Linked DNA regions of Homo sapiens: region 2 is linked to region 1. The links are chromatin contacts, found by Hi-C or POLR2A ChIA-PET in ENCODE. All regions are on one chromosome and are shown on one strand. Each heading gives the region's core, a stretch centred on a gene start or an enhancer-like site at or near the end of the contact. The rest is flanking DNA. Distances are from core to core; before and after follow the strand shown. Region 1 holds the start of PRODH2 (proline dehydrogenase 2). Region 2 has its middle 4.4 kb from the start of LRFN3.

The links. Hi-C counts contacts between places; a loop is a spot of excess contacts on that map. ChIA-PET counts read pairs that join two places held with the same protein, here RNA polymerase II (POLR2A). Pooled maps may share reads with other maps.
Region 2: a loop to region 1 is called in a map of HepG2, with 11 times the contacts of the local background. The contact joins the enhancer-like site here to the promoter of PRODH2 in region 1. A Hi-C loop is called at or near these places in 3 of 168 maps with a recorded cell type or tissue (HepG2, K562 and endothelial cell of umbilical vein) and 8 of 50 pooled maps. POLR2A ChIA-PET finds 5 or more read pairs at or near these places in 3 of 52 experiments (GM12878, HEK293 and endothelial cell of umbilical vein).

What each region holds. Positions count from the first base shown.
Region 1 is chr19:35,810,880-35,815,384 of GRCh38, reverse strand. It overlaps PRODH2 (proline dehydrogenase 2), which reads left to right and starts at 2,540. Exons shown (of 10, transcript NM_021232.2): 1 at 2,540-2,753; 2 at 2,829-3,025; 3 at 3,113-3,251; 4 at 3,337-3,423. The coding sequence starts at 2,580.
Region 2 is chr19:35,929,952-35,933,966 of GRCh38, reverse strand. No RefSeq gene overlaps it. Among named protein-coding and RNA genes, the nearest start is that of LRFN3, 4.4 kb to the left of the region's middle. RefSeq lists enhancers at 2,055-2,144, 2,155-2,374. Within about 2 kb of position 2,391, at least 6 of the 41 ENCODE cell types and tissues checked have a DNase peak (open chromatin) inside an H3K27ac peak, as active enhancers do.

The DNA of each region.
Region 1 (4,505 bases), core at 1,291-3,790:
GCTTGCAGTGAGCCAAGATTGCGCCACTGCACTCCAGCCTGGGGGACAGAGCAAGACTCCGTCTCAAAAAAAAAAAACTTACAATGTGAGGGCCAGGTGCCGTGGCTCATGCCTGAAATCCCAACACTTTGGGAGGCCCAAGGTGAGAGGACTGCTTGAGTCCAGGGGTTCAAGACCAGCCTAGGCAGCATAGTAAGACTCTGTCTCTACCAAAAAAACAATTAAAAATTACCCTCGGTGTGATCACATGCACCTGTAATCCCAGCTACTTGGGAGGTGGAGGTGGTGGGTGGGGGGATTGCTTGAGCCCAGAAGTTTGAGGCTGCAGTGAGCAGTGATCACCCCACTGCACTCCAGCCTGGAAGACAGAGCAAGACTCTGTCTCAAAAACAAAACAAAAAAAACCTTACAATGTGAACAACTATGAATCATCATCCATGTTAAGACCTAGGACTCCTAGGACCTAGAAGCCACTGCCAGGCACAGTGGCTCACACCTGTAATCCCAGCACTTTGGGAGGCCAAGGCAGGTGGATCATGAGGTCAGGAGTTCAAGACCAGCCTGGCCAAGATGGTGAAACCGTGACTCTACTAAAAACACAAAAGTTAGCCAGGCGCGGTGGCAGACGCCTGTAATCCTAGCTACTCGGGAGGCTGAGGCAGGATAATTGCTTGAACCCGGGGGCAGAGGCTGTAGTGAGCCGAGATCGTGCCACTGCACTCCAGCCTGGGCAACAGAGTAAGACTCTGTCTCAAAAAAAAAAAAAAAAAAAAAAAAAGACCTAGGACTTCACGCCTGTAATCCCAGCATGTTGGGAGGACAAGTAGGGTGGATCACTTGAGGTCAGGAGCTCAAGACCAGCCTGGCCAACATGGTGAAACCCCATATCTACAAAAATACAAAAATTAGCCAGGTGTGGTGGTGGGTGCCTGTAGTCCCAGCTACTCAGGGGGCTAAAGCAGAAGAATCACTTGAACCCGGGAGATGGGGGTTGCAGTGAGCCGAGATCGCACCACTGCACTCCAGCCTGGGTGACAGAGCAAGGATACGTCTAACAAAACAAAACAAAAAAATTAAGACATATGGTTTCCATTTTAAAAAAAGAAAATAGGATATAGAAGTCCCCATATCCCTCTACCCCATTACAATTCCTCCCATCCCCCACAATCAACCACCTCTCTGACTTCTGTGATAATCATGTCCTTACTTTTCTTGTCCTCATAGTTTGACCACCCACGCATGTATTCCCAACATTTTACTGCAGTTTCACTTTCCTTGCTTTTATATTTATTGAAAAGTATAGACCAGCCACAGTGGCTCATGCCTGTAATCCCAGCACTTTGGAAGGCTGAGGCGGGCAGATCACCTGAGGTCGGGAGTTCAAGACCAGTCTGACCAACATGGAGAAACCCTGTCTCTACTAAAAATACAAAATTAGTGGGGCGTGGTGGCACATGCCTGTAATCCCAGCTACTCTGGAAGCTGAGGCAAGAGAATCGCTTGAACCCGGGGGGTGAAGGTTGCAGTGAGCTGAGATTGTGCCATTGCACTCTAGCCTGGGCAACAAGAGTGAAACTGTGTCTCAAAAAAAAAAAAAAAAAAAAAAAAAAAAGAATAATACAGCTTGCCCTGTTTGGTGTCTGGCTTCTTTCACTTGACATTGTGAGATTCAGCCACACAGTTGTGTGTATCAGTATCCATTCTTTTTCATTACTGTATAGTATTCCATTGCATAACTACACCACCATATATGTATCCATTCTCCTTTTGATGGACATTTGGGTAGTTCAGACACTGCTCCTCTGAACATTCTTTCCTGTACATGTTTCCTGCTGTCCATGTTTAAGGTCTCTAGGATATGTACTTAGCATGGAACAGCTGGGTTATATAGGTTATTTGTCTTTTCTTTTTTCTTTTTTTGGCGACAGAGTCTCACTTTGTCACCCAGGGTGGAGTGCAGTGGCACAATCACAGCTCACTGCACCCTTGACCTCCCAGGCTCAAGAGATCCACCTTCCTCGGCCTCCTGAGTAGCTAGGACCACAGGTGTGTGCCACCACACACAGTTAATTTTTGTATTTTTTGTAGAGATGGGGTCTCACTATGTCGCCCAGGGTAGTCTCAAACTCCTCGGTCTTGGCCTCCCAAAGTGTTGGGATTACAAACGTGAGAACCGTATTTTCAAATGTATTCAATAACACTACAGCGTTTCCAATTTTAAGAGGAAGCAATTGCCACAAAAGTGATTAAGTAGCCTGTCCTGGATCACAAAGCCCGGTGTCCTGAGCCCAGGGATCCTTGCTCCGGAGCCCCTGCTTTCCCCAGCACATGGTGGTTACCTAATAAGTGCAGGCTGTTGTGCTGAGCATTCTTGGGGGCTGTTACTGGGGTTCACCTCCCGTTTCCGTTACTCTGAACTCTGTCCCCATTTGTTAATAATTAATTGCCCCCAAGGAGCCTGTGATCCTGAGGCTTTGCCCAGTTAATCAGTCACTGCCCCTGGTCTGGGCAAGGGGCAGTTGGTGAACTTGCTGCCTCCAGAGAACCTTCCCTGGTGTGGAGGCAGCCAGGGACCCAGGATGCTCCGGACCTGTTACGTGCTCTGTTCCCAAGCTGGTCCCCCCTCCAGGGGCTGGCAGTCCCTGAGCTTTGATGGCGGGGCCTTCCACCTTAAGGGCACAGGAGAGCTGACACGGGCCTTGCTGGTTCTCCGGCTGTGTGCCTGGCCCCCACTCGTCACTCACGGGCTGTTGGTGAGCAGTGATCCTGAGGACCAGCCTGGAGGCTCCTCATAGCCTGGCGCTGAGCCCTCGCTCCCTGTCACCCAGCTCCAGGCCTGGTCTCGGCGACTCCTGGGCTCCCGGCTCTCAGGCGCATTTCTCCGAGCATCCGTCTATGGGCAGTTTGTGGCTGGTGAGACAGCAGAGGAGGTGAAGGGCTGCGTGCAGCAGCTGCGGACCCTCAGCCTCCGACCACTGCTGGCAGTGCCCACTGAGGAGGAGCCGGACTCTGCTGCCAAGAGTGGGTGAGTAGGGAGCCAGGGCCCAGGGAGGCTGGGAGGACGCAGGAAGGGGCTTTGCTGTTCGGGCCCTGACACCTGCTGGCTGGGCAGTGAGGCGTGGTATGAGGGGAACCTCGGTGCTATGCTGCGGTGTGTGGACCTGTCACGGGGCCTCCTGGAGCCCCCCAGCCTGGCTGAGGCCAGCCTCATGCAGCTGAAGGTGACGGCGCTGACCAGTACTCGGCTCTGTGTAAGGAGTGCAAAGACGGGGGTGCGGGGAGGGCGCGGCTGCCCATCGGGCTCCCCTCACCACCCCGCCTACCACCCCATTTCAGAAGGAGCTAGCCTCGTGGGTCAGAAGGCCAGGAGCCTCCTTGGAGCTGAGCCCCGAGAGGCTGGCTGAAGCTATGGACTCTGGGCAGGTAAGGATCTCAAGCGGGACTGTCGGGGACAGAGTGCCTTGGACTTAGATGCGGCCACACCGCACGCCAGATGTTCAAAATGCTACGGCCACCTCCAGGCTTGGAACAGCCAGCAGAAGTGCAGCTGTAGCTCCCAGGCATGGTTGAAATGGATGGAATCAGGGTCATCTGGGTTCTCAGGGAGGAGCCTGGAGGCTGGAGGCTCTCAGAGGAGGGATTGGGATAGAAGCTGTTTATCAATTAGAAGGAGGTACATCAGTGTGTTCTCAGTCAACACAGCTGCATGGGTGTGAGCTGGCTGGGTGTAAGTTCTGATTAGGCCAATGGGGTCTTAGTTTGTTCATTCAATCATTAATTCCTTTTTATCTCCACATTCTCTTTCAACCCTACTCCATCTTTTTTTCTTTCTTTCTCTCTCTCTCCTTCCTTCCTCTTCCTCTTTTGCTCTCTCTCCTTCCTTCCTTCTTTTCTTTTTCCTTCTCTCCCCTCCCTCCCTCCCTCCCTTCCTTCCTTCCTTCCTTTATTCCTTCCTTCCTTCCTTCTCTCTCCTCCCTCCTCTCTCTCTCTCTCTCTCTTTCTCTTTGTCTTACTGTATTGCACAGGGTGGTCTCTAACTCATGGCCTCAAGCAATCCCCCAGCCTCAGCCCCCCAAAGTTCTGGGATTATAGGTGTGAGCCACCACACCCAGCCTGCCGTCTTGTATAATGCATATCTTTTTGTTTCTATGATTTTGTTTTGCCAGGTGTATACCATTCGTGGGGGGCATATTTTCCCCAATATTCTATTATAAAAATTTTCAAATATACAGAAAAGTAAAAAGAATTGTACATGAACATCCATGCCCCCGCCACCTTTAACTATACTCACTTTAAATCATATCTATCCCTCTATTCCTCTATCCATCCATCAATCCATCTTATTTTTTGGTGCATTTCAAAGTAAATTGCAGACATGTTTTCCCCCTAAATGCTTCAGGATATGAATAATGGGCTCATTAATTAGAGCCCAATAATTATTCGCAGTACTTTTTTTCTTTCAAGGTAAAACAATGAACTACACACATTGTAAATGTGCCCTTTGA
Region 2 (4,015 bases), core at 1,142-3,641, 120 kb before region 1:
TGATCTCGGCTCACTGCAATCTCCACCTCCTGGGTTCAAGCTATTCTCCTGCCTCAGCCTCCCGAGTAGCTGGGATTACAGGCATGCACCACCACGCTTGGCTGATTTTTATTTTGAGACGGAGTCTCACTCTGTCACCCAGGCTGGAGTGCAGTGGCGTGATCTTTGCTCACTACAACCTCCGCCGCCCGGATTCAAGCGATTCTTCTGCCTCAGCCTCCCGAGTAGCTGGGATTACAGGCATGTGCCACCATGCCCGGCTAATTTTTGTATTTTTAGTAGAGATGGGGTTTCACCATGTTGGCAAGGCTGGTCTTGAACTCCTGACCTCAGGTGATACCCCCACCTCGGCCTCCCAAAGTGCTGGGATTACAGGTGTGAGCCACTGCGCCCAGCCCCCATCTCTTTTTTTTTTAAAGACAGAGTCCTGCTCTGTCGCCCAGGCTGGAGTGCAGTGGCATGATCTCGGCTCACTGCAACCTCCACCTCTTGGGTTCAAGCTATTCTCCTGCCTCAGCCTCCTGAGTAGCTGGGATTACAGGCATGCACCACCACGCTTGGCTGATTTTTATTTTGAGACGGAGTCTCGCTCTGTCACCCAGGCTGGAGTGCAGTGGCATGATCTTGGCTCACTACAACCTCCGCCACCCGGATTCAAGCGATTCTTCTGCCTCAGCCTCCCGAGTAGCTGGGATTACAGGCACGTGCCACCATGCCCTGCTAATTTTTGTATTTTTAGTAGAGATGGGGTTTCACCATGTAGGCCAGGCTGGTCTCAAACTCCTGACCTCAGATGATCCACCCACCCCAGCCTCCCAAAGTGCTGGGATTACAGGCGTGAGCCACTGTGCCTGGCCATTTTTAAAAAAATTTTTAGTACAGATGGGTTTTCACCATGTTGGCCAGACTGGTCTCGAACTCCTGACCTCAGTTGATCCGCCCACCTCAACCTGGGATTACAGTGCTGGGATTACAGGCATGAACCACTGTGCCCGCCCTTTTTTTTTTTTCTTTAAGAGAAATGGTCTTGCTTTGTCGCTGAGGCTGCCATGCAGTGGCATGATCATAGCTCCCTGCAGCCTCAAACTCCTGGGCTGAAGGGATCCTCCCACCTCAGCCTCTCAAGTAGCTGGGACTACAGGAGCATGCCACCATGCCAGGCTAATTGTTTTATTTTTCATGGAGACACGGGGTCTCGCTATGTTGCCCAGGTTGGTCTCAAACTCCCAGACCCAAGCAATCTTCCCGCCTCAGCCTCCCAAAGTGTTGGGATTACAGGCGTGAGCCACTGCACCCAGCTGGGACAACATTTGAAGAGAAGGTCACCTGGACATAAAGGAACAGGCCTATTTAGGCAAGAAAATAATCCCTGGATGGAGATCCCTGTGCAAATCAGGAACCTAAAGACTCCAGCTGTTGACACAAACCACTGCTGATTCAAGTGCTAATCAGAAATCTGATCCCTGTGAACAGAAACCTGTGCTGATTCATGTGCTAACTATAAATCTATGTTGATTGTCAACTTTGTCCTGAAGCAGGTCTAAGTCACAAATTTGGGCAGGAACAAGCGCTGGTAATCAGCGACTCAAAGAGATTCACATGTTAATGACCATCTTGACTTGATTCATGTGCTAATTACAATTTTAGGATAACTGAATAGGGTGATGAGATATTCCTATGAAGAAGAGCCCAGACTTGGTAGCCCGACAGCCTAGTTCAAATCCCAGCTCTGCCACTGACATGTTGAATAACTTTGAGCAAGTGATTCGCGTTTCTGGGCTTCAGCTTCACTCCTAGAAAGGAGGGCTGATAATATCTCGAATGGTGGCTGGGAGGATTGAATGGGCTAAGATACCTGAAGCGCAGGGAGCGGTAAGTGGCCTAGGAAGTGCCTACTGTGTGAGTCTTAGGTGTAACAGTAGCCTGATTATCATATGCAGCCAACAGGTGCTGCTCTGTCATTCGGTCCTCATAGCGGGCCCCACCTCCAATTTCTTCATTACTACTACCCTTTCGTGGGCCAGGTTCAGGGGACTTACCCTCTGGAAAATCTTCCCAGAGGTTTCCAGGGCGACCCTCAGCATCCCCAGCACCGTCCCCGCCCCTAACCCTACCCTTCTGGGCCCCATTCCCAAACCGGAGCATGATCACTCAGCCACCACGTGGAGGCAGCAACGCATCGCTTAGCCGCTGCGCGCGCGGCGCATTGTGGGGTGCATAGTCTCGCGAGCCGGTTGAGCGGTGGTTCCGGCCTGGCAGACGAACTACATTTCCCAGAAGACCACGCGACACCCTCTGCCTCACCTTGTTCCAATGTGGAGGCAGAGGCCACACCCACTCCTAGCGCGCCTCCGGAACGGCGCGGGGGATTGTGGGGTGTAGGGACTGGGCGCCGCGCCCGAAAAGGGCGGTGCTGCGCAGGCGCGGGAGGCCGCTGAGCCTGCCCGACGTCAGCACGTGGGTGTGGACCTAAGTCCCGGTCCAGGACCAGAAGCTGCAGCCTCCAGAGCTGCAGAGAAGGCAGCCGCGGGAGCAAGAGCTAGACCGACTATTGAATGTGCCCTGCAGCCACCCTGGCGCCTTCTCACTCTCTTGCATCCCAACGTCCTTGTCAGCTGTGGAGCCTGTTAAAGGCGCTTCGATCCTGGGGGGAAAAAACACACAATTTCCCTACTTTTTTCTCTTTTTCACAGCAGTCCCCCTTTTAAAGCCTTATTAATGTTCAGTCGTACACAGAAATAGAATAATGTAATGATCCTCTAAGTACCCATCACCCAGCTTCAACAATTATCAACATATGGCCAATCTTGTTTTATTTATTCCACCTCCCCCAAAGTTAGTTTAAAGCAAATCCCAGACATCACATGATTTCATCCATTATGTATCTCTAAAATATAAGGTTCTTAAAAAAACATTACTATAACATTTTTATCGCACCTAAAAAACCAACAAATCCTTAGTAGTGTCTTAACATTCATCCTGTCTCCAAATTTCCCTAAATGTCATAGAAATGTCTTTAAACTGTTGGCTTGTTCAAATTAGAATCCGACCAGGGTGCCTGCATTGTACATTGTATTTGTTTGTTACCTCTTTAAGTCTTCTATTTTATAACTGTTCCCTCTCCCTCTCATTCATCTCAGTCTAATTTTTTAATTTTATACTTTTTTTTTTTTTTAAGATGGAATCTCTCTTTTGTCACCCAGGCTGGAGTGCAATAGCACGATCTCAACTCACTGCAACCTCCACCTCCCAGGTTCAAGCGATTCCCCTGCCTCAGCCTCCTGAGTAGCTGGGATTACAGGCATGGGCCACTGCACCAGGGTTTCACCATGTTGGCCAGGCTGGTCTCGAACTCCTGACCTCAGGTGATTCTCTGGCCTTGACCTCCCAAAGTGCTAGGATTACAGGTGTGAGCCACCGCACCTGGCCAAAATTTTATACTTTTTTTTTTTTTAATAGAGACAGGGTCTCACTGTGTTGCCCAGGCTGGTCTCAAACTCTTCAGCTCAAGCGATCCTCCTGCCTCGGCCTCCCAAAGTGTGATTTTTTTTTTTGTTTTTTACAAATTTTAATTTTTTCCTTTCTTTTTGACACTATCCACCTATAAATAATCTCTTCTCAGTCTGATTTGACTGGTTTCCCCTCTTGGTGTCCTTTAATATGTTCTGCCATCCTCTGTATGTCTTGCAAACTGGTAGATCTAGAGGCTGAGTCAGATACACATTCAGTTTGGGGTTAAGTATACTTCAGGGATAATATTAAGATCTCCTATCAGAAGGGACATAATATGTGGTTGTCTTTTTTTGTGCTGCTAATATCTGGTGTTGGTTTTGAGTTTTGTTAGCCAGATCTCTCTATTGGTGTTAAAACCACACCCAAACTTCAGGAAGGAAGTGTTCATATACTCTCTCTCTCTCCATTTCACAAAAATGAAACTTTTTATTGCCAAAGCTCATCCTCGTTGCTAAATTCAAGAGGCAAGTCTCCACCTTCAACTCACTATCCCCGCAACAGT